Linked DNA regions of Homo sapiens: regions 1, 3, 4 and 5 are each linked to region 2. A link is a loop called in an ENCODE intact Hi-C map of the cell type or tissue named here. Cell type or tissue: endothelial cell of umbilical vein. All regions are shown on one strand. Each heading gives the region's core, and the rest is flanking DNA. Links, peaks and the distances in the headings are about the cores only. Region 1 overlaps INPP5A (inositol polyphosphate-5-phosphatase A). Region 2 overlaps CFAP46 (cilia and flagella associated protein 46). Region 3 overlaps INPP5A (inositol polyphosphate-5-phosphatase A). Region 4 overlaps ZNF511-PRAP1 (ZNF511-PRAP1 readthrough). Region 5 has its middle 17 kb from the start of KNDC1.

Evidence for each region. A loop is a pair of places that touch in the nucleus more often than their neighbours do. Peaks named below come from ENCODE experiments on the same cell type or tissue, not always from the same donor. Only the 100,000 strongest peaks of a DNase experiment are listed, where the experiment ranks them.
Region 1: it touches region 2 in a loop (5-fold over the local background); 2 of 110 quality-filtered maps call a loop at or near these places.
Region 3: a loop joins it to region 2, with 9 times the contacts of the local background. A loop is called at or near these places in 2 of 110 quality-filtered maps.
Region 4: a loop joins it to region 2, with 5 times the contacts of the local background. A loop is called at or near these places in 5 of 110 quality-filtered maps.
Region 5: it touches region 2 in a loop (4-fold over the local background); 3 of 110 quality-filtered maps call a loop at or near these places.

Annotation. Positions count from the first base shown.
Region 1 is chr10:132,662,995-132,669,064 of GRCh38, reverse strand. The region is part of intron 4 of INPP5A (inositol polyphosphate-5-phosphatase A); the gene reads right to left. Among named protein-coding and RNA genes, the nearest start is that of NKX6-2, 120 kb to the left of the region's middle. RefSeq lists an enhancer at 2,106-3,305. In endothelial cell of umbilical vein, for the core only: no CTCF peak of the experiment used is centred there; DNase peaks (open chromatin) are centred at 1,104 and 2,844; H3K27ac peaks cover 2,961 bases.
Region 2 is chr10:132,936,435-132,942,462 of GRCh38, reverse strand. CFAP46 (cilia and flagella associated protein 46) reads left to right here. Exons shown (of 58, transcript NM_001200049.3): 1 at 1-27; 2 at 359-483; 3 at 741-872; 4 at 1,403-1,467; 5 at 3,710-3,874; 6 at 4,788-4,911; 7 at 5,408-5,502. Among named protein-coding and RNA genes, the nearest start is that of CFAP46, 3.1 kb to the left of the region's middle. RefSeq lists enhancers at 1-580, 3,377-4,102, 4,103-4,830. In endothelial cell of umbilical vein, for the core only: a CTCF peak has its summit at 1,983 (motif pointing left); no DNase peak of the experiment used is centred there; H3K4me3 peaks cover 328 bases.
Region 3 is chr10:132,651,627-132,657,696 of GRCh38, reverse strand. The region is part of intron 4 of INPP5A (inositol polyphosphate-5-phosphatase A); the gene reads right to left. Among named protein-coding and RNA genes, the nearest start is that of INPP5A, 120 kb to the right of the region's middle. In endothelial cell of umbilical vein, for the core only: a CTCF peak has its summit at 2,818 (motif pointing left); a DNase peak (open chromatin) is centred at 2,786.
Region 4 is chr10:133,327,424-133,333,493 of GRCh38, reverse strand. All of the region lies in intron 5 of ZNF511-PRAP1 (ZNF511-PRAP1 readthrough), which reads right to left. It overlaps CALY (calcyon neuron specific vesicular protein), which reads left to right. Exons shown (of 6, transcript NM_015722.4): 2 at 4,485-4,639; 3 at 5,479-5,589. The coding sequence starts at 4,505. Among named protein-coding and RNA genes, the nearest start is that of CALY, 6.4 kb to the left of the region's middle. RefSeq lists an enhancer at 3,269-3,348. In endothelial cell of umbilical vein, for the core only: a CTCF peak has its summit at 3,577 (motif pointing left); a DNase peak (open chromatin) is centred at 3,573; H3K27me3 peaks cover 1,695 bases.
Region 5 is chr10:133,140,741-133,146,691 of GRCh38, reverse strand. It overlaps the pseudogene RPL5P28. Among named protein-coding and RNA genes, the nearest start is that of KNDC1, 17 kb to the left of the region's middle. RefSeq lists an enhancer at 5,841-5,951. In endothelial cell of umbilical vein, for the core only: a CTCF peak has its summit at 2,654 (motif pointing left); no DNase peak of the experiment used is centred there.

The DNA.
Region 1 (6,070 bases), core at 490-5,489, 270 kb after region 2:
GGCAGAATGGTCTCTATCTCCTGACCTCGTGACCCACCCACCTCGGCCTCCCAAAATGCTGGGATTACAGGAGTGAGCCACCATGCCCGGCCTCACCGGCTGTTTCTTAACCTTCCTGTGTCTCCGGCACCCCAAAGATAAAGTGGGGAAATGATCCCCCAGAACAAAGCCTCACAAGCAGTACACGCTCAATAAACGCCAGCAGTGGTGGTCGTGCGATGGAGCTCGGCAGTTTTTAAAGAAAGCCACAGAAATGGACCAAACCCAGAGCACGGTCAACAGGGGCTGAAGCCCCCTGAGCTATTCAGAGAGGGGTGAAGTGGGCCGCAAGCTTTTAAATCCTACGGAAGAGAATAAAAACATCAGGAGGAATGATAAGCCCTTCTAATGCTCCCTGTGCAAATTCATGTTTAATTTGAGGAGAAATATCAACATTTTTTCATTTCCCTGATCATGCTTTAATTAAATCTCTAGCCCACTGTTTAAAATAAAGCCATTATGGATAGTGATCAAGAATTTCATCACTCCCTACTGAACTATAAAATCAATCACTTAACTTTTTATTATATAACCTCTGAAAAGTGAAACAGTTTGAGGTTACAGGATTTGAAGTGCTCTGATTTTCGCCAAAAGAAGTCCGTCAAATGTGCTTCTGAGAAACTCATGTTCTGCTTCATTTCCATATTTTTTCCATGGCAGCATCAATAAGTTACAGGGCGTCACTTTGCCCCCTAACCACCAACAGAAAGCCTCAACTGAAAGGAGGCCGAGGCCATCAGCCCATGGCAGGAACGTGAGGCTCTCGTGTCATTTCACCTAAGAAAGGATCAGTGACACCTGAGCCTGGGATCTGCCACTGGAATTTTCAAAAGTCAAGTGTGGGGCTGGGCTGCAGGAGCCCATTAGTCCCTCACCACCACACCAACCCTGCAAGGCCGGCAGACTCCAGTACACTCAAAAAACTGAATAACTTTGTTTAATGTTGCCTAGAAATAAGGAAAAATAACAAATACTTGTAAAAGTTACACTTGAAAGATCTCCACTCCAACTTATGTTCAATGTACTTAGCAAAAAGGTCAAAGCTCCGGAATTTGCTGGATAAATAAATGTTGGTGAGGCGGATGAATCACTGGAGAATTGGTGCATGGCGGCGAATGAATAACCTGCAAATGCCTCCCAAACCCCATTATTTCCCCTTTTCCAAGAGCCCAAGATTCATGTCCCCGCATGCCGCCAGTTCATTACCGAGAAATATCATCCCTCTTCCGGCTCGCGCCGGGCAGCGCACACGGCCCCCTGAGGACCCTTTAATGTTTAATTCCCCATCATCTGCTCCACTGAACAGCTTAATCTCTGCTTGTATGATCAATACTATATCAGTGTAAATTAAAATGACAATTTTAAAGTAATTAAGCCTGTTAATGCTCGATTCAAATGTCATTATTTGCACAAGGGATTGAGGAGAAATTACATCGTGTCCGGGGTGACAGGAAGCTGTCTGGGCCTCTTCAGCCCCGCTGTGCAGGGCCACTGGAGGCTTCAGCAAAGCAGATTAACTTCTGCCTCGCCCTGCCAGCATGCCTATCCAATTTCTAAAGAGGATAACGCAATTTGATAAATTTAATTCCAGCTACAAACTCAATTATTGTGATAATAGATGAAAACTGGGAGGAGCCTCTGCACAAGGCCCACAGTTTTAAAAACACACTTAACTCCAGAACGAGCTTCAACAGTAATGGCTTGATTTGATTTGTTCTCTCTCTTTTGAAGCCCCTTTAAATAATTATGATGGTTGGAAGAACAGCCGACATTTATTAAACAGCCGAGCTCCAACCAAAAGGGGCTGCGGCTTAGACAATCCAGGTCATACTGGAAACGTCTGCTGTCCTGAGCTTGTACAGCAGCATTTATTAGACAAGCACATCATTACATTATTGGATCTCATAAATAGATATATAAAACTCAGCCAGCCTCAGATGAAACCTCCCTCTTGCTCAACACTGGCGGGTCTGCCCCAGCTTGGAAAGCGGCATCCAGCAGGACCCTGCCATTTTTTTGTCCCAGGTGGCAGAGGGGGTTGGGGGTGAGAGGAATTAATGAAAATAACTTTTTTAAAAACCACCTTTACCCTCCTATGATTCCCAGCACACTCAGTACACATTATGACTCAAGTTATCTCCAACGAGCTCTCAATGCACAGATATCTTTCTCTACCCGAGTCCACTTACGGATGAGGTGGGTGGGTAGCCTGCCGAGAAGGTCTGCACAGCACACGCTGGGGGCCGCTTTAAGGGGACAGCTGCAATTGCTGGACTTCATCCATTAGGTCAGCAATAAAAATTGACAACCAAACATTAATTTCAAGATGAAGAGCACAGTGTAACAATTTCCGTTTGAAAGATGTTTCGGCTCGGTGTGGGCCATCCTTCAGGGTTTTCCCAGACAATTCCAGATGCTGCTGCACTCCAGAAGGAAAGAGAGCCCCACTGCAAAGTCGGCAGCCTCGGGATGGTGCGCCACGGGGCCAGCGGTTTTGGGTGATCCGACAGGGGTTTTTTTGTGGCTGTTTTCAAACCCAGTGATGTATACTTTAATACTTTAACTGTCTAAATTCCACCTTTTCCATACAGGAGGGAGCTGTACAGCTGGTGTCTCTTCACTGCATGCTTGAAAGGCCCTTATCCGTTACCTCCCTACTGCCTACGATGACTTCACAGTTCCTCAAGTTTCCCCCAGCCAGCAGAAATCAGATTTAAAACCAGTGAAAACATGGAATAATGTGTTCAAATGGCTCTCCCTTTCTGTCGGTTTAAACATAAATATCCCTGACTATGAATTACTCCCCCAAGTTCCTAGATGAATCATAGTGAGGAAGTAATGATGCATTATAACAGTCACGACATGGGAGGAAGCGCTGAGTAAAGGCCAGGCACACAGTGACTCAGTTTTAAGGCAAACCTGGTAAAGGACTAATGTGGTTATATCATTCTTCTCTTTTTTTTTTTTTTTTGAGACAGGATCTTGCTCTGTTGCCCAGGCTGCAGTGCAGTGGTGTGATCTTGGCTCACTGCTACCTCCACCTCCCAGGCTCACACGATCCTCCAGCCTCAGCCTCCCAAGTAGCTGCGACTACAGGTGCACGCCATTGCAGCTGGCTAATTTTTGTATTTTCAGTAGAGATGGGGTTTCCCCATGTTGGCCAGGCTGGTCTTGAACTCCTAAGCTCAAGCAATTCACCTGCCTCAGCCTCCCAGAGTGCTGGGATTACTCCTAAGCTCAAGCAATTCACCTGCCTCAGCCTCCCAGAGTGCTGGGATTACTCCTAAGCTCAAGCAATTCATCTGCCTCAGCCTCCCAGAGTGCTGGGATTACTCCTAAACTCAAGCAATTCACCTGCCTCAGCCTCCCAGAGTGCTGGGATTACTCCTAAGCTCAAGCAATTCACCTGCCTCAGCCTCCCAGAGTGCTGGGATTACTCCTAAGCTCAAGCAATTCACCTGCCTCAGCCTCCCAGAGTGCTGGGATTACTCCTAAGCTCAAGCAATTCACCTGCCTCAGCCTCCCAGAGTGCTGGGATTACAGGTGTGAAGCACTACACCCAGCCCATTCTTCCCTTTTAACCAAGGAAGAAATTACACAATGAAACAAATACCCCGAATCTTAATATCACTTTTCCTTTGTCATAATTAACAATTAGCGACACAGAATCGAGGGGAAAAACACAGGATCCGTTTACTCCTAGGAAGGGCGTTTCTGTGAATCTAAGAGGGGGCTTTCCTGTGTTCTCAAGGCCACGGGTCAGCCAGTGGCCGCTGCGGGGTGCGCTGTCTGGGAGACACTCTCGGGATGGAAGTGAAGTGCTCCGTCTGTCCCCCTTCTTTGGAAACACAGGTGTGTCTGCAAAGGCGAGGGAAGGCCTCAGGTGGGCATGATCTCTGAAGCTCCAGCTTCGTTTCCTTCAGTCTGGGGGTGCCCTCATGCACAACAGGGCTTGGCCTTGAGGGACCTGCCCTGCACAGGCGGGGCGCTGCCAGGCCACGACTTCAGGAAAGTTCTGGGCAGGCAGGGGCAGCCCCTGACTGCTCAACGCCTCAGTTGCAACGGGAAAACCTGAGCCACCCCAACAAGCCTACATCGGGGACTCCGATACTTAAGACAGCAGGATGCATCTCTACGTGCACAGGTGGGATGCACTAAACGCTGCCCTGACAGGGATGTGTGGCCAGGATGGGAGCCACTTTCTCCCAGGAAAACATCGTGCTTGTCACCTTCCTTGGGACAGAAGGATGGGTGGTTTTCAAAGAGCACATAGCAGTTCTAACAGGTGCCAAGCCAAATGGCAAGGTGCACTCATGAAAATCACCCACACTTCTGTGCTCAGCTCTGGGCTGCTGCTGATGGGGAGCTGTGGGCCCCAGCAGACGTGGCTGTGAGAGAGCGCACTCAGAGGCCCAGCCACCCCCACACAGCGGTGTGCCACACCCCAACTCATCACACAAACGCACAGGGCAACAGGCGAGGTCTGTGTAGACACCCATCTGCTCAGGAACACACTGAAAAACACGATGTTCCCTTTGGGACATCAGGTAGTGAAGCCTCAAGAGCAGGTCAGGTGCCCTCCAGGCACACAGCAGGGTCCTGGGCAGGCTGTGACATAAAAGCTCACATTCATTCTGTGGATTAAGCCTAGAAATGTACACACGGCTCACAGCATCTGAAGCCAAACCTGGACGGGCTTTGGAGAAAATATTTGTTCATTCAGTTTCCTTCGGTCTCCTTCAAAATCATAAAAACCCATCTCCAGGGAGGCTGTGGTTGGGTGAGCACAGCTGAGGGACCCGCAAGAATTTGCACAGGAAAGAAAGCCAGGCAGAGCAAGGAGCAGCTCACGGGGCTCCGGAAGTGAAACATCACCTGAGGCCAAATGAACAGAACAACAAGCTAAACTGTGAATCAACCATGGCTATTTCTTTATGTTCACTGCTTCAGTGATTTTCTGTCAAAAAATGCTAACAAGCATGAAAGTCCTTAAGAGCTTTACAATTTTTCAGTTCGTTCACCAATACCTTTCGCGCGGCGTGTTTGTTTCCTGGGCTGCGTGTGACACGGCACTCGATCACGCCTGTCGGCCGCCTGATGGATCGGCTGCCCACGAGGCACCTTGGCCCAGCCTTTGCCACAGAGCCTGTTACGGATTTCCCACCCGGCGACAGGGGGAGAGGAATGATGTGAGCGCGGCCCTGCCCAGCTCACGGCTCAGAAGAGGAGCGAGATGACTTCACCCCTAGGGGCGAATCTGCTCACAGAGCACCAGGGACCCTCCCCAAAAGGCAAGGAAAGCGCAATGACCCAAAGTCATGCAGACGGCTGCCACAGGCACAGACTCCACTGCAAACCAACCCCAGCCAGAAGCTAGAAGTGGCACCTGCCGGCTCAGAGTGCAGAGAAAGTACAGGTGAACGTCGACCAAAATCACTCATTGAGTGGGAATAATGTTACATTCAAAATCAACAAAGCCTTACTTAACCTTAAAAATGTCTTTTTGGCAGGGCACAGTGGTTCGCACCTGTAATCCCAGCACTTTGAGAGGCCAAGGCAAGAGGATCACTTGAGGCCAGGAGTTGGAGACCTGACTGGGCAACACGGTGACACCCAGTCTCTATAAACAGTTTTTTTTTAGCCAGGCGTGGTGATGCACACCTGTATCCTCAGCTACTTGGGAGGCTGAGGCCACAGGATCACTTGAGCTCAGGAGTTCAAGGCTGCAGTAAGCCACGATTGCACTACTGCACTCCAGCCTGGGCAACAGAGTGACATCCTGTGTCAAAATAAAATAAGATTTAACGAGAAGAAAGTCTTTTCAATTTTATATAACATACGCATATGTGTATATAAAATGGAAAATTACTCACACTCTGCCGTTATGTCCTGCGGCGTGCCGAGTTGCCTGAGTTGTGAGACACACAGTGGTGTGCACAGTCCGTTCGAGGGGCCAGCTGCTGATGGAAGTACTTCCCTTTTCCATTAAATCTGCAGTTTGACCCCTCACAAGCCATCCACCACAAGACTA
Region 2 (6,028 bases), core at 1-5,000:
AGCTGGCCCGCGCCGAGAGCCAGCAAGGTGACCCCAGGCCCGCCACGACCCCCGCCCCGGGGAGGCCCCGGGACCCGCCACGACCCCCGCCCCGGGGAGGCCCCGGACCCTCTCATCCCAGCCCGCCCAATGGGTGATCCCTCGAGGGCCACAGCCGGAGCCCCCACCTCCCGATCGTCTGACCAGAGCAAACGTACAGGAAGGCGCCCACACCGCTGCTCCCTGGCGGCGACAGGTTCTGACGGTGGCTGTGGCCCGGGGGCCCAAGGCGGCTGCCTGGGGCCTTCGGGATGGCGTTGCCCGGCTCACTTCTCCCAGCCCAGTGACCAAACCTTCCTCAACCACCCGTTTGGGACAGATGCTGCGTCCTTGAAGAAGGCCTACGAGTTGATCAAATCGGCCAACCTAGGGAAATCGGAGTTTGACCCCTCAGAGAGCTTCAGCCCAGACCTGTTTGTTCTGTGTGCAGAGCAGGCCCTGAAGGTAACTAGTTCCCGGGATCCTCGGTCAGGGCAGCTTTGACAGGGAGAGGGAGGGCCTCTGGGTGTGCAGCGGATGCAGAGTGGGGCTGGGGAGAGGCAGCTCCTGGCCGGGCAGTCAAGGGGCCAGGATGGAGGATGGGGCTGGAAACAGGCTCCACCTGTGCTGGGGGCCTGTTCTGAAAGCGGGCCCGTGGTGCTTCTGGGCAGGGAGGCCACCCCTCCGGGTCTGTGATCTTCTGTGGTGGTGTTCTCTTGCAGATGAGGCAGCCAGAGGTGAGCGAGGACTGCATCCAAATGTACTTCAAGGTGAAGGCGCCCATCACCCAGTTTCTGGGCCGAGCGCACCTGTGCAGGGCCCAGATGTGTGCCCCGAAGTCGGCAGAAAACCTGGTGAGAGGCGTCCTGTGCCCCTTATCCCCAACAGTTCAATTTTCACCCCATCTCCAGAGCAATGCCAGGCTAGACCAGGCTTAAAATCGTTCTTAGGGTAGTAGAGTGAAGGAATTCCTTTCCAGAGTGACACGAAACTTGCACCATTTCCTGTCCATGCTTTTTGCTCAAGTGGTGATATCTGACACACAGGACCCCTGGACCTTTGCCTCGTAGCAGCGTGGTCTCTGTGGCATCTGCGCCTGCAGCTGCCCCGAGTGGGCACAGGGGAGCTGGGGTGGGGCGGGCGTGCTGGAGCACAGGCACTGCGGTTTCTGCTGCCTCGCTGTGTCTGCGGGACGGGAACCCGGGTGCAGGTCCAGGACCTCGCCACGACACTCAGGCTGTGTCTGCCACACCGTCACCTGTGGATACACAGGTGACACACAGGGGGTACCAGGCCAACCGTGAGGGAGCCGTGGCATCCGCAGATGGGGCAGTGAGCAGGGGTCAGTATTTCGGTCTAATTGTGCTTCTTTATGTTGCCTTAGGAGGAATTTGAAAATTGCGTGACTGAGTACATGAAGGCCATAAACTTTGCCAAAGGAGAACCGAGGTAGGCAAAATTGAAGTGGCCGTTTCTCACTGACTGGGTGAAAGACTTCAGAGCCAGAACTTATCAAGTGGGTGTATTTATTTGAACTGTGGGGTTTCCCCTCGTTTGTGGTCTGTGATTTTCATGCACGTGTGATCACTCCCTCATCTCGTCAGCGTGTGGACAGGCCACATTCATGCCGAATTCCGAGTAACAGCCTCTTTTGCACTCGGCGGTTTTCGTGATTTTAGATGGCTGTGAAGAGTCTGTTTTCTGCCGGGCGTGGTGGCACATGCCTGTAATCCCAACTGCTGGGGAGGCTGAGGCAGGAGAATCACTTGAACTCGGGAGGCGGAGGTTGCAGTGAGCCCAGATCACGCCACTGCACTCCAGCCTGGATGACAGCGAGACTCTGTATCAATAAAAAAAAAAAAAGAGTCTGTTTTCTCCAGGGCCTCCCCGGGCGCACCCCCAGGGCGCCTTCTCCTTCCCCACGGTTCCTTCTTCGGCCCAGCGTGCCTTTGCTGCTCCCTAGCGGACAACTTGGCCAAGGCCGCTGTCCCTGCGGAGGCGACTCCAGCACTTTCTACAAAATCAGTGCTTTCTGCACAAAAACAAATATCATGCTTCAAACTGTTAAGCTTGCACAAAACTGATTCATATCCTATTCAAATCAGTTTTGTGCAAGCTTGACAGTTTCAAGCATATTTGCTTGAACATATATCACATATTCAAATAGGATACAATGTTTGGAGGATATTTAAATAGAAGCTGTGGGTTCCCTGGTCTGTTCTACCCACATCGGCCTGCTTGTCTGCTGGTGGCCTTCTCTGGTCACACCCTGTTGCAAGTGCTGGGGATGTAGGGCCCAGCCCCACAGATCCTCTCTGCATGGGGACAGGGACGGGGAGGCCCCACCTCAAGCCACAGATTCTAAAGACAAGGGGTATTTCCAAGGGTGCTGTGACGCGGGAGTGGTGGGTACCATGGGAAGGAGGCTGCTCTGCTCCAGGGCCCTCAGGGGCACTGTGGACGGGTCAGGGGGTGACAGAGCCTTGCCAGAGGTCAGGACCATCTTTGGGAAGGGTCCAGGTTGTGTGGAGAGAGAGGGCAGCGCTGGCTTGTCCAGGGCAGTGTCAGTGGGACAGGAGACTGTGAGCCCAACCACGGGCATGTGGAGGCCACAGTGGGAATTTGGGGAGAGCCACTTACAGGGAGGAGACGGGTTCCTTTCGAGACGCAGCACTCAGGGAGACGCAGCACTCAGGGAGACGCAGCAGGCCGCTGGAGTCCCATGATGACCCCTCTGACTCAAGCAGGCGTGACCGTCTGGTCAGGACACCCCGCACCTCCGCTCCTCTCCTGAAAACCTGGAAACAGGATGAGTCCTGTCCTAGGGTCACGTGGTGGCTCTGAGTAAACTCAGAGGAGTGGGCTTGCCACAGCCACCCTGGTGTCCTCCTCCCACCTGGGCATTGAGCAGTGCTGGTCCACCTGGTGGCCGGCCCAGGACCACAAGGCACACAGGCCCTACATGGCAGAGCTGGCCTGCCCCACTGTGGAGTGGCCCTAGAGTGAGAAGGGCAGATGGGCCCGGATTCCCTTACTTCAGTCCCTGCAATGCTCCCTGCTGCCCAGGGAGAGGCCCAGACCCCTGAGAGGGGTCTCTGCTCACTCTTCCAGCCCACCCTCCTCCACTTCACACTCTATGCTGGCAGACGGGAACTTTGTTTCCCAAAGGTTCCTCCCTTCTCCTCCATCTTCCTGACCTTCTTTTCCTCTACTACTGTCTTGGCTGCCTCCTGACATCTTTCAGGTCACAGCAGGCATGTAACCTCCTCCAGGAAGCCTTCCTTGATTCCCTCTGTCCTTGCCCATTCTTGTCTATCCCTTGAGAGTCAGAGGAGGCCTTGCCCAGTGGTGTATTTTCATGGGAGGGGGCCGATCAGTTTGTGGAATAATTGATGAAGAAGGCCCTGGTCTGGACTCGGGAGCCTGTGGCCGGGTCATCACAGCCGGGCCTGCGCTGGAGCCATGGCACGTCGGACGCAGGGTCGCCCAAGGCTGTCCCAGGGAAGGGCTCTGCATCCTGGTGCTCCTGCAGGCTGGGCCAAAGCTTCTCAGGTGGGGCTGCTGCCATCTGCTGGAGAGGACCTGAGGCCCCTCCTGGGAGGGGCTCCGGAGACACAGCGGCCCCTTGGTTCTGCAGCTTGGGCCGGCTGGGCTTTGAGCGTGCTCTCTGCTTCCTCTGCTCGCGCCGCAGGTACTACTTTTTGGTGTACAATGCATCAGTCCTCTACTGGCAGATGGTGAGGCCGTTCCTCAAGCCTGGATATCGTCACCATCTGATCCCCAGCCTTTCCCAAATCATAAACGTGCTGAGTCAGACTGAGGAGGAAGACAAGGAGTGGCGTGCTGAGCTGATGCTGTGAGTTGAGCTCGCCGTGCCCTCTGTGGCCTCCCGGTGGGCCGCCCTCTGGCTCTGAGGCCACCACCCCTTCTCCGGGGGGGGGACGGGAGTTCCACATCACTGGGGCACACTCCATGTGCGTTCTCTCCCACAGTCACAAGTTTCTGTGTGTCTTGTCCGAAGGTCGTTTCCAAAATCTGTAGATGACATTTGCCGTGCCCTGGTTATGAGGTTATGACAACAGAACAAGATACTGTGTTTAGACTCCCAGCAAAGCAGATATGATCCTGCCCCACGCAGCCTGGCTCACGGTTTTACAATCTTAGTTCTTAAAATGGTAACGCAGTAGACGTTTTAACAGCGTAAAACTAAGCAGAGTCAGCACATGCGGAGCCCAGGCAGCCCTGCGAGGAAGTTGGGGCAGCACAGGGCAGGCCGGCCTTGCTGGGTCTCAGCCCTGAGGGGTCACCGCACAGGCTGTCACCAATGCTTCGGTCACTGTGCCGGGCGGCGGAAAGGAAACGGGTCCGAGCCTCTCTGTGTCTGCGGCACTCTCTGTGCAGGCTGGGGACGGGTGGATGTCCCCATTGAGGATTCCAGCTGTGCCAACTCCAGAGCAGCTCCCCTCGGCACCAAGCCCACAGCCTGCAGGTGTTGGTTACTTGCCATATGGCCGTTTGGGGAACCTTTGAAGAATATCAATACAGATCTTTCATTTCAAAATGCCCCGGTGCTAGCGGTAACGAGCTGTCTGGCACCTGCTGGCCCTTCCTGGTGAGCCACACAGCCTGGTTCTGGCTGAAGAAGCTGACCCCAGGGTAGCTTTTAAACTTTGTGAAACACAAAATATGTAATGGTTTAATAACCTGGTTATTAGATAGGAGAAAACAGTTTCAACCAGGTTGACCAGTGGTGTGTTTCTATTATCCAGGGAACTTCTGGAGTGTTATCTGCAAGCCGGAAGAAAGGAGGAGGCTGCCAGGTTCTGCTCCACGGCAGCTCCGTTCATTAAGTCTCACGTGCCACAGAAATACCGGCAGATATTCTCTGTTATGGTAAATCAGCGTATTAGAAATAGAGACGTAAGAAGTAATTTTCTTAAAAGTCATTGTTCAGAAAACTGCGTAGAAATTACATAAGTTTGCTGAGAGATATAAAAATCTATATGCATACATACATGAACAAAATTACATAAGCATATTAAAAAGAAATAGCAGTTCATCCAATGCAAAGATGTATAGAACTGTGACATTTAGAAAACAAAACAGGGTCTTTTGCCTTTATCGTCGCTCTTTAAATATTTCCTTTGTAATAGCTTTGAATTTTTTTAAAGTTAATAGAAAATTCACAAAGATACAAGTAATTACTACAAGAATATGTACCAAAAGCATTCATTCATCAGCAGTCCATTTTGACATATGGGGAATCAGCTTAAGTTGTATCTGAAAAGCTAGATACAAAATTAATGAGAAAATAAAATCTAGACACAAAATCTGAACCTCTACCGAATTGTTTGAATCCAGATTAATAATCTGCTCCATTTTATGACAGGTTCGTCATGAATTAATGGACGAACTTCAGTTAAAGGAAGAAAAGAAAAATTCCATTAGCCTGTCAGTCACTTTCTATATTAATATGCTAAAGGCGTAAGTCGTTTTGGGAGGGAGAGCAAATACTGAGTTTCACAAGTGCTGGGCTTGGGAGAGCTCTGTCCCCTCCATGGGGGGAGGTCCTGTGTCCAGGGGCCTGTGAGTCTGGAGTTGCAGTGAGTGGGGCTGGAGAATAGGAGCCTGGGAGACCTCAGGGTGTGGGGATCCGAAGGCCACCCCAATTCCTGGCCCTGCCTCCCTCCCAGCACAGAGGAGAGGCCAGTGAGGCCACAGAAGGGAGAGGGCGGCTTTAAGCCAAGTGCAGAAAGAGCCTGTAGGAGGAGATCATGGTGTGTTTGGATGCCGAGGGGAGTGAGGAGATCATGGTGTGTTTGGATGCCAAGGGGAGTGAGGAGATCACAGTGTATTTGGGGGCAGAGGGGAGTGAGGAGATCACAGTGTATTTGGGGGCTGAGGGGAGTGAGGAGATCACAGTGTATTTGGGGGCCGAGGGGAGTGAGGAGATCACAGTGTGTTTGGGTGCCGAGGGGAGTGAGGAGATCACAGTGTGTTTGGATGCCGA
Region 3 (6,070 bases), core at 315-5,314, 290 kb after region 2:
CTCCCTAAAGTCTTATTTAGGAGAACGAGAGTGGAAGGGGGAGCTCACAGAGGAGGAGGAGGGAAAGCAGAAGGGCCTCTCCCAGGAAGCAGCGGGCCTCTCATTCCTGGGCCACCGCTGGGTACTGGGGCCCCCCACCCCAAGAGCACCAGGGCCACTGCCTGGGGGCCATGCCGAGAGCCTGCCTCTTACAGACTACAGAGCTGGGGGTGGGGGCTGTGAGCTGCCGTGCACAGCACTTGCAAAGGGCATCTGTGCCCCACTTCACTCTCCACAGACCCAGCCGCGGGGGAGGCAGACCCTGCTCTGCAGGAGGCCAGAGCCCCTGGAAAAGCCTAGAAGCCACCAAGGCGCGAGCAGAGTCCACCATGGCAGTGCTTGCAGGTCACTCATGGTGCCAGCAGAGACCTGCCCTCCGAGGTGCAAAGGCAGCGCTAGCGGGTGGGAGAGGGGTAAGCCCCCGGTTGGTGACCAGCGGCCACGTGCTGTGGCCACTCTGCCCAGCAGGCCTTGCAGGCTCATAGTTCTGCTCCGAGCCCAAGAGCCTTGAGTGAGCAGGCGGCGCAGCTTAGCAAGTGCATGGGGCCATCCTGGCTGAGGCAGCCTCCTGCCTCTGGGGCTACTCCACACGGAGGTCTCCTACACAAGGAGCTCAGACTTCACTCTCTCTTCCTCAACGCCTCGGCTTGTGGCTGCCCCAGACCCAACTAGGTCATCGGACCCCAGGCTCAGGCCTGCCCAAGTCCCCACACAGCCCTGTCGCTGCTGTCTGCCCAGAGACTCCTGGCACATGGGGTCCCACGGTTCCCCACATGCACCATCTGGGCTGAGTGCCCAGGCCTGTGGAGCCCTGCTGCATAGGGAAGGGTGCACACGCCTCCGGGCCACCTGAGCAGCTGTGGAAGGGTCTGCACCGCCCTGGGCCCCTCCAAACTGTCTCCAGCTGCTGCATGTGAAAAATCCTCTCAGGAGCCCGGGGCAACCCTGCTTGGTGCCCTTCAGGACCGGCTCACCTGGCCCAGCTGGCTGGCTGCACCTCCAACCCCTCCTTCTGTCTATGTGGCCACAGAGGGGCTCAGGCAAGAGGCGAGGTGGGGCAGCCCGCACAGCCACCTCCTGTCCCCAGCCGCTCCTCCAACCCCCTCTTCTGCTGACTCCTTGACTCCAGCTGGGGTCCTGTGCAGCAGGTACCTTCCCAAGCAGGGGGGACCCTCCGAGGAGCAGGCACTCTCTGAGCAGGCACAGCTGGCGGGGGCAGGGGTGTCCCTGGAGGCAGTGTGTCCGCCAGGCCACACCTTCTCAGCCCTCTCCCGAAGCTATCTTAATTGTATCAGCAGATAAACCCTTCTGCTCCAACTTTAAGCCATTAAAAGGCATGGTTTCTTCAAACTTCTTCTGGGTGGGTGGATGAAGAGGAGAGTGGGGCTTTCCTTCTCACACCCTGACCCCACTGCCACCTTCCCTCTAGGAGTTCCTCCAGGTGGGTGGATGAAGGAGCTGCATGGAGAGAGGGTCTTTCCTCTTGCACCCTGTCCCCACTGCCAGCTTCCCTCTAGGGCTTTCAGTCCGGTCAGGACAGTCCTGGGCATGGGCCCCAGCAGTGCTCACAGCTCCCAGCAGGAAAGCTGCTGAAGCAGCCGAAGCTTTGAGAGGCCACGGTCAGTGCTGGGAGGCCTTGAAGAAGCTGCTGCAGGTGCCCACGCCAGGCCCTCCTGGCCCCACCAGTCTGCATGGGACCCATGCCCAGCCAGCCACAAGGCTTCAATGGGACTAGAGCCCAGGACACAGGCTGGGACCTACACTCAGGCGCCTGCAGCCCCACGCAGCCTCTCTGGGAGGGGCGGGTGACAAGCGAACCAGAGCCATGGATGGTAAGTCACCAAGCTGAGCTGGGAGGATGGGGTGGCCTTGGCTCCTACCAGGCCCCAAGCAAGCCTCAAGTCCCTACAGTAAATACATCTTCTGGGCTTCCCAGGTAGGCCAAATCAGCAGCAAAGCCCAGTGACAGGCCCCCCACCCCTCCCACTGCAGGGCTCCACTTCTGTGGTGAAACCAGATGCGGGTGACGTTAAACGAAAATGAATTTGCAACCTCTTCCTCACAGAACCCTCTTGGAAGCGGAGTTCAGGAAAGCCGTTACCCTGCGTCCTCTGGCCGACGTCGGCTCTCTGGGCGCTGACTGATGTGTTCTCGGAGCTCCCTGCGTGCCCGGCAGACAAGACACGGGATTTCTGTGCTGTTGGAGCTGTGGATCAATAGGCACTTGGCAGCCCGGGAAAGCCTCGCCCAGGCACTTCTTCAGTGTCGAGGCCTGTGTGGGAGGATGCACCGCGGTGGCTAAGAAATTTCTCTGGGTACCAACGTGGTACCGAGACCTCCACGGCGGGGCTAGCTCTGAGCCCTGTCTCCAGTGCTGTGGGTGGACATGTGTTCCCAGGGGTAGGGACACCAGGCTGAACCCAGGAGCAAGGGCTCTGACAAAGGCGCTTCAGGGATGAGGCACACAGACCGCCTGGCACTCAGGTGTCTTCCAGCCTGGCTCTCGCCACTTTTCCATTTTCCATGCGGGCGCAGAGCTCGGGGCTCAGCCTGGGCACCTCCTGGGGCCTTCTGCCCTGAGCCAGGCCCACCTCGCCTGGCGGAGTCGGTGCATGTCCATCCCAGACTCAGCCTCCCAAAGTGCTGGGATTACCGGCGTGAGCCACCGCGCCCAGCCTAATATCCTCATTTTTTAAGCATTAAAAGTTGCCTTCTGATCATCTCCGGTAGGAAACTCTCAGGCGCTGCGTGGGCGCCATCTCCTGGTGGCAATGGGCACCTGCAGGTCGCTCAAAGCCCCTCAGCCGCGTCCCCCCCACAGGCTCACGCGCCAGGCGCAGCTTCAGGTTCAATCGCCTTCTGGGAACAGGCCACTATTTTCTGATCCCTATTAATACCCGTGACAGCATTTATGTACAAGATAAATTCATTTCAATTTCCTTTTTCAATTAATGGCCTATTATTTGAACCAGACTCAGCTAAAAATATTGCTCCAATACCATCAATCTTGTAAAAATTAAATTTTCCTCCCTCTGACAGCCAGAGGGCACCTGGCTGGGGCAGGAGGGTGATTGTCTGGCTGGCCGCTGCTGCCCAGCTCTGCCCAGGACCCCGGGGAAGTCAGGCCCCGCCACACAGACACCCCGAGGGCCCCCAGCAAAGACCAGGCCACTGAGGCAGCCAGTGGTGGCCCAGGGGGCAGCGTTCCGAGGTCTGCCAGCCCAGTCTCAGTGACAAGACAGGGAGGACAGGCCCGCCTGGCACCAGCTTGGCATGAGCTAACTGGGCATCTGGGGCATCCTGGACCCTCCTACCTGCCAGGCAAGGCTGCCCTCCACCATCCACCTGGCCTAAAGCCTCACTCAGGGCCGTGGCTGTGGGAGAGATCAGGTCCGTGCCCAGGCAGGGAAGCCGGGGCTGGAGCCCACTGAGCTGAAGGGCGGCAGCAGAGGCACGGGAGCTCCTGCCAGGCCACAGTTCCCCGAGAGCAGGCCTGAGACCCACTCTCACTCCCAAGCCTTATCCTGTCCCATTTTCCGGAAACCCTCATCGTGAGGGTGACTGGAGGAACAGCCTCGGGGCCTCAGACACAGCACGGCTGCCTCTGGGTGGCCTGTTCAGCCGCCCTGGTGCCCCGCACCCTGGTTTCAGACATCTCAGAGACGTAATTGGGAAGCGTGTGTGCTGAAGAATGGGCTGCCAGGCCCACGTCACTGTCGGGCACTTTGAGGCACCAAGTACACAGCGGCTTCTTGAGGGGAGGGGCCCGGCCCAGCCCCTGTGCTTCCTCCCCTGAGAGGCACCTTTCCTTTGACGGGGGGCGCCGTGCTCCCCGCGCTGAAGGCTGCCGTACGATCTGCAGCGGGTGCAGACTATTTTGGCATCTCACAGATTTTGAAGGTTCTAGCTTTTCACATAATTTAAAATACCTTGTAATTCTCTTTGACTTGGGATTATTAACAAACAAGTTAATTTCCAAATATTTGAGACTTTTCCATATATCTTTTTTATTTACTTCTAATTTAATTCTTTTTGGTAAGAGAATGCGTTTGTATCCTTTCCATCTCTCAGAGGCAGGGGCAAGGTCTTTCTGGAACTAGACTCATGTGCCCTGGCGACTGTTTTGCTGGAACCACCCAGGGCCAGGGAGGAACCCTGGAAAGAAGGGAGAACAACCCCAGAGCTCGTACAGGCCTGGCACGGCCTGTGCCCGGCAGCCAGGTGCAGATGCCCAGATACGCACGCCAGGCAGAGTCTCGGGTGGACCTGAGCCCTTAAGCACAGGCCGCTCCGGACCCACCTGGAAAACCCTGAAAGCCAGGTGTGGAGGCAGCCGCAGCCCTCGGGGGCCTGAAGAAGGTAGCCAGGTGTGGAGGCAGCCGCGGCCCTCGGGAGCCTGAAGGAGGTTTTGCTGAGGCTTTCGCCCTCATGTGGAAAAACGTTTTGGTGGAAACAGAACTACAGCATGACGGCTGCCCCTCCGCCAGCCCATGTGTGCCTCGCTCTCAGGTATCCCAGCCAGGCTCGGACAGACGGAGAGGCCTGCTCTGGCCAGGGCCCAGCACGCGGGTGCCTTCTGTCGGTGGCTGCGTCCACCACTGCTCTGGCTGGAGAGCCTCAGATGCCAAGGGTGCGGGTGGCGGGCACTGCCCCTCCGCCCACCTGCACATCGGCCAGCAGGAGGGGACTGTGGGGTCCTCCTGCGGTGCAGAGCCTCCCGTCTCCACCCAGCCCTGTCGGTTTCGCGTCTAAGTGAGCTCTGATATTAGGGGCGCACGTTCACGACCGCTATGTCCTCCCAAAAAGCTGACCCCTTATCATCGTGAAATGACCGCTCTCAGCCCCGACAACACGCTCGTTCTGAGGGCACCCTGACATGCAGACAGCCACTCCTACTTTCTTCTAACGACTGTTTTACAAGGTACATCCTCCTCCGTCCCTTCACTTTTAAAATACCTGTGTCTTTATATCTAAAGGAAGCTGGAAAGAGCTGAGCGATGGTCCCCATGAGGAAGAGGTAGCTGGCGACTGGCACAGATGAGGCTCCCATGGCAGGGCAGCACGCAGAGACGGGGAGCAGAGCCCCACTCTTCCGAGGATGATGGGTGGCAAGGAAGGGCCTTCATGTAACTTGCTTTCAGCAATCGGACCTTGGCCTGCGTTGGTATGTTTATTCGGCTTGAAGCTTGTTGCAGTATTTGGATCTTTCTGTAAGTTTCATGGACTGATGAAGAAATCTGAGCCATGACATCTGTAAGCATCACCCTGTCTGCCTCCTTTCCCCGCTCCTCCTGGGGCTGCAGCCACACGTGTTAGGACACCTGGTATTTCACAGTGATTTCTATCCACTTTTCAGTCCTTCTCTCTGTTTCACTTTAATTTTGTGGCTGTCTTCAAGTTCAGTCACCTTCTCTTTTCTTCTGCAATGTCTAATTTGCTGCTCCCCCAGTGGTGTTTTTCTTTTTCATCTGAATAAGCCCCTACTTGGGAAACACATTACGTTGGGTCATGGCAGAGGAGAGTGAGAGGGTCAAGGAAGCTGCCATTTTATGGAAAGGATGGCAGAGCTGAGAGAAAGAAGCTGGTAGGGAGGAGGGACCAAGGGGGAGAGGGAGGAGGGACCAAGGGGGAGAGGGAGGAAGGCTGACAGGAGGAGCTACATCCTGAGCACAGGGGTGAGGGCCTTGGCTCTGGTGTGAGTGGGGGCCCCGTGGTCCCCGTGTGCCCCACAGAGCGTGAGGAGAGGCCGCTTGTGTGTGGGCAGCTGCTTGACAGGGCGAGGGTCGGAGACCGAACGGGGGATTCCCGGGATTGTACAGACTCCACTACTGGTGGGGACCACGCATGACAGCTGTGTGACCATCTCAGGGACAAGGACATTGATCAACTGGCACTGGATGCCCAAACAAGTGAGATGGCCCTTGAACCCAAACAGCAATGAGAGTCCCACCTGCAGGGCAGGGGGGCACTGGAGAGCGAGACCCTCAGCACTGCAGCCTACGGGGGCCCACCTGGGAGAGGGCAGATTAAC
Region 4 (6,070 bases), core at 684-5,683, 390 kb before region 2:
GATCCTTCCCCCCGCGTCATATCCTTACCCCTTCGGATCCCTCCCCGCACCCCGTTGGGGTCCCTTCCCTTCAGATCGTTCCACCCTCGGACCCCTCCGCTCGGATCCCTCCCCTCCACCCCACCCCCACCCGCGCAATCCTTCCCCGTTGGGTCCCTCTGTCCTTGGATCCCTCACCCCTCGGATCCTTCCCCCCCCCCCACCCCCTCAATCCTTCTCCCTCGGATCCTTCCACCTTGCAATCATTCCACCCTCAGCTCCTTCCACCCTTAGATTCTCCTCCACGCAGATGCCTCCACATTATCTGTACTTGAGTGGCAGCAGCTGGGCAGAAGCTCTGTGACCGCGGGTCCCTTGCTCCTGTTCCCGTGGTGCCTACCCACACCTGGAACCCACAGCGGAGCCTGGCCACTGCAGGGCGAGAAAGACTGGTCACTGCTGGCTCTGGCAGTTAATTGGACATCCTCGCGCTGCTGTCACAAATTACAAGCAGGTGGCTTAAAATAACAAATTCTTTCACAGTTCTGGAGTCAAGAAGTCCAAAATGAAGGTGTTCACGGGGCCATGCTCCCTCCAAAGCCTCTAGGGGAGCTTTTTCCTTGCTTCCTCCAGCTTCTGGTGGCCCAAGCAATCCTTGGGTTTCAGCTGCATCGTTCCAATCTCTGCTCCGTCTACACATAACACTCTCCTATGTCTAATTTCCCTGTTTTAATAACGATACCAGTTTTGGGTCAAGGCCCACGCTGATTCAGGACGAGTTTATTTTAGCTTGATTACATCTGCAAAGACCCTATTTTCAAATAAGATCCCATTCAAAGGCACCCCTCACTCAGATCCTAGGACTTGGATGTATTTTTGAGGGAACATCATTCAACCCACAATGCACCCTCATCATTTGTGGGTTGCAACTGTCTTCTCCCAGTCTTGGTTTCTGCTTCCATTTTTTGAAGGCTGTTTTGATAAGCAGAAGTTCATAGTTTTAATGAAGTCATTTTATCAATATTTCCTTTTATGGTTAGTACCTATTGTCCTAATGAAGAAACATTTCCCTCCCTGAGACCAGAAAAATCTTCTTCTGTATTATCTTTGAGATGCTTTATTGTTTTGCTTTTCCAGTTTAGGTTTATCCACCTGGAGTAGACTTCTCTGTGTAATGTGAGGTAGGGATCAGGCTCATTGCTCTTGATGTGGACAGCGGTTTACTGAGAGGCAGCCATGCTGCAAATCAGGGTCTGTGTGTGCAAAGTGTGTCACGTGGGACTTTTTCCACCACGCAGTAGCCCCACACCTCTCCATTTCCAATGCTGTGCAACAAGCTAGACCCTGGCAGATGAGACCTCCTCCATGTTCTTTTTTTTTTTTTTCCCAGACGGAGTTTTGCTCTTGTTGCCCAGGCTGGAGTGTGGTAGTGCAATCTCAGCTCGCTGCAACCTCTGCCTCCCAGGTTCAAGGGATTCTCCTGCCTCAGCCTCCCGAGATTCTGGGATTATAGGCGTGTACCACCATGCCCGGCTAGTTTTTGTATTTTTAGTCGAGACAGGGTTTCACCATGTTGGCCAGGCTGGTCTCAAACTCCTGATCTTGTGATCCACCCACTTCTGCCTCCCAAAGTGTTGGGACTACAGGCGTGAGCCACTGTGCCTGGCAATCCATGTTCTTTTCCAAGATACTTGATGTGTTCCTGCCCCTCTGCCTTCCATATAAAATGACAGTGCTTGTCAAGTTCATTTTAAAAACCCTGTTGGGATTTTGCTTAAGATTTACTGCATCTACAGATTGGGGGGTGGGTAATTTGTTTAAACATAGAAACTCCCAAAATCCATAGCCACAGCCTTCCCCATTTACTTGGGGAATTTAGCTTTTCTTGGTCTCTGTCGACAGTGTTTCCTGGATTCCATGTGAAGGCCCTGCCCTGTCCCTGCTCCTCAGCTCTTTTTACACCTATTCCTGAGGATTTGATAGTTTTGATATTATTTAAATTGAGTACTTCAATAAATTATTTATTTATTTATTTTTGCCACTGACATATAGGAATGTAACTGATTTCTGAATACCTTAAATCCAACAACCTTGCCAAACTCACTTTTTGATCCTTATGATTTGTCTATATATTCTTTTGGGGTTTCTAAACACAGACACTGTTTCATGGGTGAATCAATCAGAGTTTTACTTTTTCTTGTCTGGCACTGGAGCTCTTTCTTTGTCCTGCCCTACAGCATTGGCTGAGACCTCCAGCACCATAACTTGTAGAACCGCAGATCGAGGCACTTTCAGGATTCACATTCAGTGAGGTTTGCTGTGGGGATTTAGTGGTTCACTGTTACCGGGTTACAGCACTCGCCTCCTGCCTTAATGCACTAATGGGTCCGAGGAATAGTAAATGAGCCCTGAGTCTTACCCAGAGTTACTTCTGCTCCTCTAGCAATTGATCAGATAACGCTTTTTCATTATTCTGTTAATATGGTGAAAAATATGATTGCTTGTCAAATGTTAAGCCAAACTTCATTTCCAGAATACACCCAAACTGTCATGATATGTTACCTTGTTGTATTCGCTGGATTCACGCTGCTTGAGCTTTGGGGCCTCGCAGTGGTGTGTACGTGTGGCGGGGGCTGGCCTGTGAGCTCCTCTCCGCTGCTGTCCTTGCTGGGTTAGGGACTGAGGCTACGTTGGCCTCAGGAGCTGGTGAGTGCTCCCTTGTCTTTCTGGAAGAGTTTTGTGGACGTGCATTACTTTCCCTGTAAATGGTTGGTAGAATGCTGTGGTGATGCTGTCTGCGCCTGGAGTTCTTTGTGAGAGAAGGTTGTAATGACAGATTCCTTTTTTTTTTTTTTTTGAGACGGAGTCTCTCTCTGTCACCCAGGCTGGAGTGCGGTGGCGCGATCTCGGCTCACTGCAAGCTCCGCCTCCCAGGTTCACGCCATTCTCCTGCCTCAGCCTCCCAAGTAGCTGGGACTACAGGCGCCCGCCACCGCGCCCGGCTAATTTTTTGTATTTTTTAGTAGAGACGGGGTTTCACCGTGTTAGCCAGAATGGTCTCGATCTCCTGACCTCGTGACCCGCCCGCCTCGGCCTCCCAAAGTGCTGGGATTACAGGCGTGAGCCACCGCGCCCTGCCTTTTTTTTTTTTTTTTTTTTTTTTTGGCAGAGTTTCGTTCTGTCACCTAGGCTGGAGTGCAGTGGCGTGATCTCGGCTCATTGCAACCTCCGCCTCCCGGGTTCAAGCGATTCTCCCGCCTCAGCCTCCCGAGTGGCTGGGACCACAGGCGCCGCCATAGCACCGGGCCACAGGTTCCGTGTCTACTGCACACAGGACCTTTCTTTTCTCCTTTGATTGATTGAATACATTTTCTTTTTCTGCTTTTTCCATCCATCAGCTCGGAGGTCATCCGCTGCATTCCTTTTCTCTAGAAGGTCCGCCTGAAGGCGAAGCCGGGCACCCTCGGCTTCTCTGGGTTAGTGGGGCCCGCCCTCTCCCAGCCCCGCGGGGCCCTGCTGTGGCTTTCAGCTCCGCAGGAGACCCGCTCTCCGCGGCCTTTAGCGCCAGGCTCGCAGCTGGGCTGACTCGCGGGTGCCCTCTTGTGGCCGCTCTTTCTCACTTCGTGCGTCTCTGGCAGAGAGCCGCCAGACAGAATGAGGACTGACTTCAGGATAAGCACGTCCCATACCGCGTATTGCGTGGGATGCTCTTATATTAAAAATGAGCTCGTTGCTTATTTGAAATTCAAATTTAGCTGGGTCTCCAGCATTTTTATGTGCTGAGTCTGGCACCCAGCTCTCCATACTGATGTCCGGGATTGTCGGCTTTAGGAGGTTGTCTAGAGTCAGGCGCGGTGGTTCATTCCTGTAATTCCAGCACTGTAGGAGGCCTAGGCAAGCAGATCGCTTGAGACCAGCCTGGGCAACCTGACGAAACCCCGTCTCTACACAAATTTTAAAAATTAGCCAGGCGTGGTGGGGCGCACTGTGGTCCCAGGTACTCGGGAGGCTGAGATGGTAGGACTGCTGAAGCTCAGGAGGCAAAGGCTGCAGTAAGCCAAGAACACACCACTGCACTCCCACCTGGGCCACAAAACAAGATCCTGTCTCAAAAAAAAAAAAGAAGAAGAAGAAGAAGGAGAATAAGAAAGAGGAGGTTGTCTAGAGCAGCCACCAGTGGAAGAAGAAGAAAAAAGAGGAGGTTGTCTAGAGCAGCTGCCGTTGGAAGTCTCCCCCTGCTTCGTGGACAGTCACTGGTTGGGGCGCTGTACCCTGCAGTGCTGTGGGGTCCAGAGGGGCTGTGGGGGTCAAGAAGGTACAGCACCCAGCATCTCGCTGGATTTGACCGGTTTGTCCAAGGAGGCTGGCCTGACCACTTACAGCCTGTCCCTGGCTCTGGTGTGAGGAGCATTAGGCCCAGCTCAGGGTCCTCTGGCTTCAGAGCCAGCTGGCGTGGGCATCCAGGGGGCAGCCTGTGGGCAGTGACTCTGTCTGTCTTTGGACAGGACAAGGACTGCCATCCACCATGGTGAAGCTGGGCTGCAGCTTCTCTGGGAAGCCAGGTAAAGACCCTGGGGACCAGGATGGGGCTGCCATGGACAGTGTGCCTCTGATCAGCCCCTTGGACATCAGCCAGCTCCAGCCGCCACTCCCTGACCAGGTGAGGGCCTGGGCCAGCGTGGGGGCCCTTCTCAGGCTCCCCTGGGAACAAAGGGGTGTGGGGTGAGGTTTGTCTAGATATGGCCTCTTCCCAGGTGCAGTAGAGCAAACAGATGAAGGGCCATGGGGGCCAAAGCCCCAGCTGGCCATGGGCACTCTGTGTGACCTCCTGGTCAGCTCCCCCATATGCCAGAGCTGGGCAAACTGGCTGATGGGTAACCGAGAATTCACGCACTGACTCCTAGACAGCACCCCGCCCACGTGCTGTCCATAGGGCACTCAGCAGGCAACGCTTCCCACCCTTCCCCTCGGGGCATGGCCCTGTCCTGGGTTTAGCCTGAGATCTGGGGGTCCTTGGGCAAGTGACCACTGGGGTTGCTTATAGCAGAAACTGGGGAGAAGCAAAGAGCTCAGCTTGAGCCCAGCCCAGTTTGACCCCCCAGGGAGTCATGCAGCATGAAGGGCACCCCGAGTTGTCCCTGCTGGAGGTGGGGGCAGCATCTATGCTGGGGACCCGGGGCAGGAGGACCACCCCTGCTGGCCAAGGGCAATTCTCCAGCACCCTGAGTTGAAGGCAGCAGGCAGAGTGAGGGGCTCTGTCAGCAGCCCAGCCAGGCCCAGAGCTGCCATGCGCCCAGCAGACAGACTTTCAGCGTCCACCTTCCCTTGGCCTCACTTTGTGGCTGCTGGAGCCCTGCCATCCACCAGACAGTCCTGGGAGATGGGTCAGCGTCAACACCACTGCCACGAAGCTGACGCTGGCTCCCTCCCCTCTCAGTTCAGGGCTCTCTTGGGTCCCTGCCAGCTGCCTACTGAGGCCATGGCCATCTCTTTTCACAGGTGGTCATCAAGACACAGACAGAATACCAGCTGTCCTCCCCAGACCAGCAGAATTTCCCTGACCTGGAGGGCCAGAGGCTGAACTGCAGCCACCCAGAGGAAGGGCGCAGGGTAACCACACCCACCCCACCCACTGTGGGGACTCAGGACAGGAGGAGAAGGTGGAAGGCAGCTGGGGGTGCCTGGGTTCCGTCCAGGCCAGTCTGGGGTCCCCTTGCTCTCAGGGAGGAGAGGGTGGCAGTGAGTCATCCCGCCCAGAGCTGGCCCCACCGGCTGCCCTGCACCCACCAGGCCCCCTCCCGAGGCTGCAGGTGCAGACTGACCAAACAGTGGCGCTCCTGAGATGTTTTTCTTTCTGGGAAGTGCCCGCGAGTGCTGCTTGCTTGTTTGCCCAGTGGGTCATTGTCTCATCTTCAGTGACTTACGGGCTTTCTATGTAATACTTCCTTTCTGCAGTATATCTGGCAAATATCTTCTCTCATCCTCTTGTTTAAATCTGTCAATGTTACTAATGATAGCTTTAGTCATTTTTAGTGGACTGTTTCCAAAGCCTTCCATTCTCCAGTAGACAGATCTGCTAGGGCTCCCCGCC
Region 5 (5,951 bases), core at 698-5,697, 200 kb before region 2:
TCTCCTTCACTTAGGAAGCTTAGTTTGGCTGAATATCGAATTCTTGGTTGAAGATTTTTTTCTTTAGGAATGTTGAATATAGGTCCCCCGTCTCTTCTTGCTTGTAGGGTTTCAGCTGAGAGGTCTGCTGTTAGGCTGATGGGGTTCCCTTTGTAGGTGGTCTGCCCTTTCTCTCTAGCTGCCTTTAACATTCTTTCTTTCATACTGACATTGGAAAATCTGACGATTATGTCAGACATTTTGGGGATGATCTTTTTGTGTAGAATCTTGCAGGGGTTCTCCGTAGTTCCTGAATTTGACTGTTGGCCTCTTTAGCAAGGTGGGGGAAGTTTTCATGAACGAGACCCTGAAATATGTTTTCCAAGTTGTTTGCTTTCTCCCCTTCCCTTTCAGGATGCCAGTGATTCATAGGTTTGGCCTCTTTACATAATTCCATACTTCTTGGAGGTTTTTTAATTCTTTTTTCTTTATTTTTGTCTGATTTCAGAGAACCAGTCTTCAAGTTCTGAGATTCTTACCTCAGTTTGGTTGATTCTGCAGTTAATACTTGTGATTGCATTGTGAAATTCTTTTTTTAAGAATTTTTTTTGAGAAGGATTCTCACTCTGTCACCCAGGCTGGAGTGCAGTGTCATGATCTCAGCTCACTGCAACCTCAACCTCCTGGGTTCAAGCAATTCTGCTGCCTCAGCCTCCAGAGTAGCTGGGATTACAGTTACTTGCCACCATGCCCGGCTAGGTTTTGTATTTTTAGTAGATACGGGGTTTCACCATGTTGGCCAGGCTGGTCTCGAACTCCTGACCTCAGGTGATCCACCCGTCTCGGCCTCCCAAAGTGCTGGGATTACAGGCGTGAGCCACCGTGCACGGCCTGAAATTCCTGTATTGTGTTTACTCAGCTATGCTGGGATTACAGGAGTGAGCCACCGCACCTGACCTGAAATTCTTGTATTGTGGTGACTCGTCTCTGCTGGGATTACAGGAGTGAGCCACCGCGCCCGGCCTAAAATTCTTGTATTGTGGTGACTCAGCTCTGTCAGATCCATGAGGTTGTTTTTCACGCCAGCTATTTCGTCCTTCAGCTCCTGTATCATTTTATTGTGATTCTTATTTTCCTTGAGTTGGGTTTTGCTGTCCTCCTGAATCTCAACGACCTTTGCTCCTAGCTGTATTCTGAATTCTATTTCTGTCACTCCAGGCAGTTCATCAGCCTGGTTAAGAACTCTTCTTGGAGAGCTGGTGTGGCTGTTTGGAGGACACACAGCACTCTGGCCAGTTGAGTTACTGGACTTCTTGCATTGGTTCTTACAAGCAGGTTTTTAAAAGCAAAAAAGGGGACAAGGGGCCGGTCTCTGTTGAGCCGCAGACGCAGGACTCTGTTCCGCAGGATGGGGTTTGTTAAAGTTGTGCAGGATAAGGCCGACTTTAAGAGATACCAAGTGAAATTTAGAAGATGATGAGAGGGTAAAACTGATTGCTATGCTCGGAAACGCTTGGCGATTCAGTATAAAAACAAATACAACACACCCAAATACAGGATGATAGTTGGTGTAACAAACAGAGATATCATTTGTCAGATCGCTTATGCCCAGATAGAGGGGGTATGATAGTCTGCACAGCGTATGCACATGACCTGCCAAAATACAGTGTGAAGGTCGGCCTGATAAATTATGCCACAGCGTATTGTCCTGGCTGCTGCTGGCCTGCAGGTTTCTCAATAGGTCTGGCCTGGACAAGATCTAAGAAGGCGAAGTGGAGGTGACTGGTGATGAATAGAATGTGGAAAGCATTGCTGGTCGGCCAGGTGCCTTCACCTGCTATATGGATGCAGGCCTTGCCAGAACTACCACTGGCAATAAAGCTTTTGGCGCCCTGAATGGAGCTGTGGATGGAGGCTGGTCTATCCCTCACAGTACCAAACAATTTCCTGGTTATGATTCTGAAAACAAGGAATTTAATGCAGAAGTACACGGAAGGGCATCATGGGCCAGAATGTTGCAGATTACATGTGCTACTTAATGCAAGAAGATGAAGATGCTTACAAGAAACAGTTCTCTCAATACATAAAGAACAGCGTAACTCCAGACATGGTGGGGTGTAGGGACCAGCCCCACAGGGTCGGTGGGTTTTTCTCCCCGTGTGCGGAGACGAGAGATTGTAGAAATAAAGACACGAGACAAAGAGATAAAAGAAAAGACAGCGGGCCCGGGGGACCACTACCACCAAGACGCAGAGACCGGTAGTGGCCCCAAATGCCTGGCTGCGCTGTTATTTATTGGATACAAAGCAAAAGGGGCAGGGTAAAGAGTGTGAGTCATCTCCAGTGATTGATAAGGTCATGTGAGTCACGTGTCCACCAGACATGGGGCCCTTCCCTGTTAGGTAGCCGAGGCGGGGAGTGAGAGGACAGCTTATGTCATTATTTCTTCTATGTTCTTTTCAGAAAGATCAAAGACTTTAATACTTTCACTAATTTTGCTACTGCTATCTAGAGGGCGGAGCCAGGTGTACGGGATGGAACATGAGAGCGGACCAGGAGCGTGACCGCTGCACTGACGCTTCCGCTAGACCACAGTCTGCTCGGCGACGGGTGTCTTCCCAGATGCTGGCATCACCGCTAGACCAAGGAGCCCTCTGGTGGCCCTGTCCGGGCATGACAGAAGGCTCACGCACTTGCCTTGTAGTCACTTGTCACTCACCATGTCCCTTCAGCTCCTATCTCTGTATGGCCTGGTTTTTCCTACGTTATGATTGTAGAGCGAGGATTATTATAATATTGGAATAAAGAGTAATTGCTACAAACTGATGATGAATGATATTCATATATAATCATATCTATGATCTAGATCTAGCATAACTCTTGTTGTTTTATATATTTTGTTACACTGGATCAGCTCGTGCCCTCCGTCTCTTGCCTCGGCACCTGGCTGGCTTGCCGCCCACAGTGGGGGAGAGAGATAAGAAAGCTCATGCTGCTCTACAAGAGAATCCAGGCTATGAGAAGAAGCCCAAGAAAGAAGTTCGAAAGAAGAGGCAAAACCGTCCCAAAATGGCCTTTGCTCAGAAGAAAGTTCGGGTAGCTCAAAGAAGGCAAGCTTCCTTGGAGCTCAGGAGCTGCTGAGAGCTCAACCGAACAATTACCTATGAGGATTTTTCAGATCAAGACAATAAACCTACAGACAGAAAAAAAAAAAAAAGACGAGGTGTGACCCACACCAGCTGTTTGTCAGGAGTCCCCACTGTCTACAGGGCGGCCGTTGACTGGTGATTAGCTCAGCTGTTTGTCAGGAGTCCCCTCTGTCTACAGGGTGGCTGTTGACTGGTGATTAGCTCAGCTGTTTGTCAGGAGTCTCCTCTGTCTACAGGGCCGCCATTGACTCACCAGTCAACGGCTGTTGAACTCTGGGGTCTGAGTGACGGCCTGGCGTGGGGCATGTCAGGCTCATTTATTGCTACTTGGTGTCGGTCGGTCTCTAAGGCAGGGAGGGCGGCCGCTCTTATTCCAGGGCCTCTCTGGGCTGATAACTTAAAGGGACCCACATTCCTCAGATAAAAGCTGCTTTCTCATCTGCATCTTTTATAATATCCTTTAGAATAAACGGGTAAATGTACATAAGCACTTCCCTGAGTTCTGCGAGCCGTCCTGGCAAATTAATCGAACCCAAGGAGGGGATCATGGGAACCCCACTTTGCAGCCAGTCAGAAAGGAGCATCCGGGTGGGCCAGACCTGTGATCGGGACCTGCAGTGCGGGTGGCTTGTGGGACAGCTTCCCCTCGTGGGGCCGGACACCATCGCCGGGTAGATGGTGTAGAGGCTGAACGGAATTATAGGACACTCAGCTGGTGTCCCTGGAGACACACATGTCCGGCCACAGAAGTGTTCTGTGGTGTCGAGTGAGTGCAGAGAAGAAAACAGCTTGTTGTTCCTCTTGCTCTCTTCATGGAAGAAGATTCCATAAAGGGCCTTACCAGGTGACCGGGGAGGTGGCCGTCAGGCTGTGAGGCGAAGGGTGACGTGAAGGTGGGGGCGTGTCTGAAGGGCAGGGCCAGGCGAGACCTTCCTGGCCCTTAGACTAAGCCATTATAAACAACTTTGTCTTTAAAACAAAATTCCAGAATAAACTCAAACTGAATCCGAATGAGATGCGTCTTGTTCATCGGCCATGCCGTTTGCAAACGCGTAAACAGCAAAACTGATCTTATACTGTAGTTTTCTGTAAATAAAATTCAAAAAGCCCATCACCTTTCCTGGATGAATGGTCATTTCTTGGAAAATAACGGAACGCTCCTTTTCATTCAATTAAATAGGATATGTTTCTCAGAAAAAGATGAAAAGACCTGAGAAGCAGGTACGTACTTAATGCACTCACGTTTTCTCTTCTGTCTGTTGGCTGGCGCGCCGATCACAGGGAAGGGGCCGTGCTCAGCACCCGGACACTCCGGCCCCGCCCCCAGGGCAGCAGCAGAAACCAGGGACTGCTCGGTGTGTGCCTCCTCGGGTGCAGGTCCCGGCCTGCACGGGGTGTCTGTGGAGGCAGGACTTTCCGGGAGCAGGGTGCGCGGTCCAGGGCAGAACAGGGCCACGGGGCTCCGGGATGCTGCGTAGTGCCGTGGGCCCTCGGGGCGATGGTGGCCGCTCAGTGAGGCTGAGGCCTGGGGGGTGTCGGGCCCCCGGATCCCAGCACCGGTGAGGGTGTCCCAGCCTCTAGGACGTCCTCCAGTCCCACATTTCCTCTGTGCCTCAATGGCTTCTCCAAAAACCAGCTCAGAGCAGGAGGCCTCCTCCTGGCTGATGCCCAGATGCCATCTGCAGAGCAGGGTCAGGGTCCCGGAGCCCACTGATGCCCTGACGTGCTTATGAGAACTGGAGGGGACCCTTCATGGGGCCCAATGCTCACAGGTCCCAGCTCCACCCCTACCCAGTGTGGGGATTTGAGCCCCGTCCTCATCTGAACACTGCAGAGGGGCCGAAACACACGTGAGAGAACCCGGGAGGCCCCAGCCCAGACCCAGCCCAGGTCACCGGGCCCCCTGTACATTCCCTTAGAGCCCGGCTGGGATGCTCCCAGGGCTCAGCCCCTGCGGGTGGCTCCTGGGCCTGGGAAGGGGACGGTACAGGACTGTGCGTGTCCTTGTTGCTCGCCGACCACAGGTGCCGTCTCCCGACCTAATTCCCCCTGGGTCCTGGGCCTCACTGGGTGCTCTTGGCCACGGGCCCTTCCCTGGCAGCCTTGCTTTTGTACTCACAGTGGAGGCTGCTTGCCTCGCCCCTGCCACACCTCCCACAGGGGCTGCCGTCCTTCCCTGATGCTGTGGCCTGACGGGGCAGGAGGCTGGGGTCCCTGGTGCTCTCCAGGAGCTCCAGCTGTGGACACTGTGATATTTCACCCCTCCTTCCAGGAGGGCCGCAGGCTGAGGCCGAGACACGCGGTTTCCCTTGAGGCATTCCAAGCTGTGGCCTGGCCTCCGCTGGCTCCCAGAGGCCCCCGGGGGAGGCACAAATGCCGCTGATGTCAGAGGGCAGCGTCACGGATCTGGCCCCAGAAGTTTCTGTGTGGGGCCTGCCTGCCCTTCTCCCCTGTGACCTGGGGAGGCCCCAGCCTTGCAGGGGAGGGTCACTGCCCCTGCACGGCGCTAAGGCGGGAGGCATGTGGAAGGAGAGGGACGGTGGCTTAGAGACCCTGCGTGTGAATGGCGTGGAGCCCACCGTGGTTCCCGAGGCCCCTGGGTCAGCACCTCCAGAGCAGGACTGAGGCCCCGGACACACAAGAGAGTCACAAGGTTCTTATTTCTGCTTCCCGTGGATGACCATCCTGCCCATGAAATCCAGCCGAGCCTGAGGCTGCTCCCAGTACATCCAGGAGGCTGACACGATGCAGCTGGGCCCTCTCCGCCAGCCCTGCCCTCTGCTCTGAAGGCTGATGCTACTCAGCCAGGCCCAGGCACCTGGC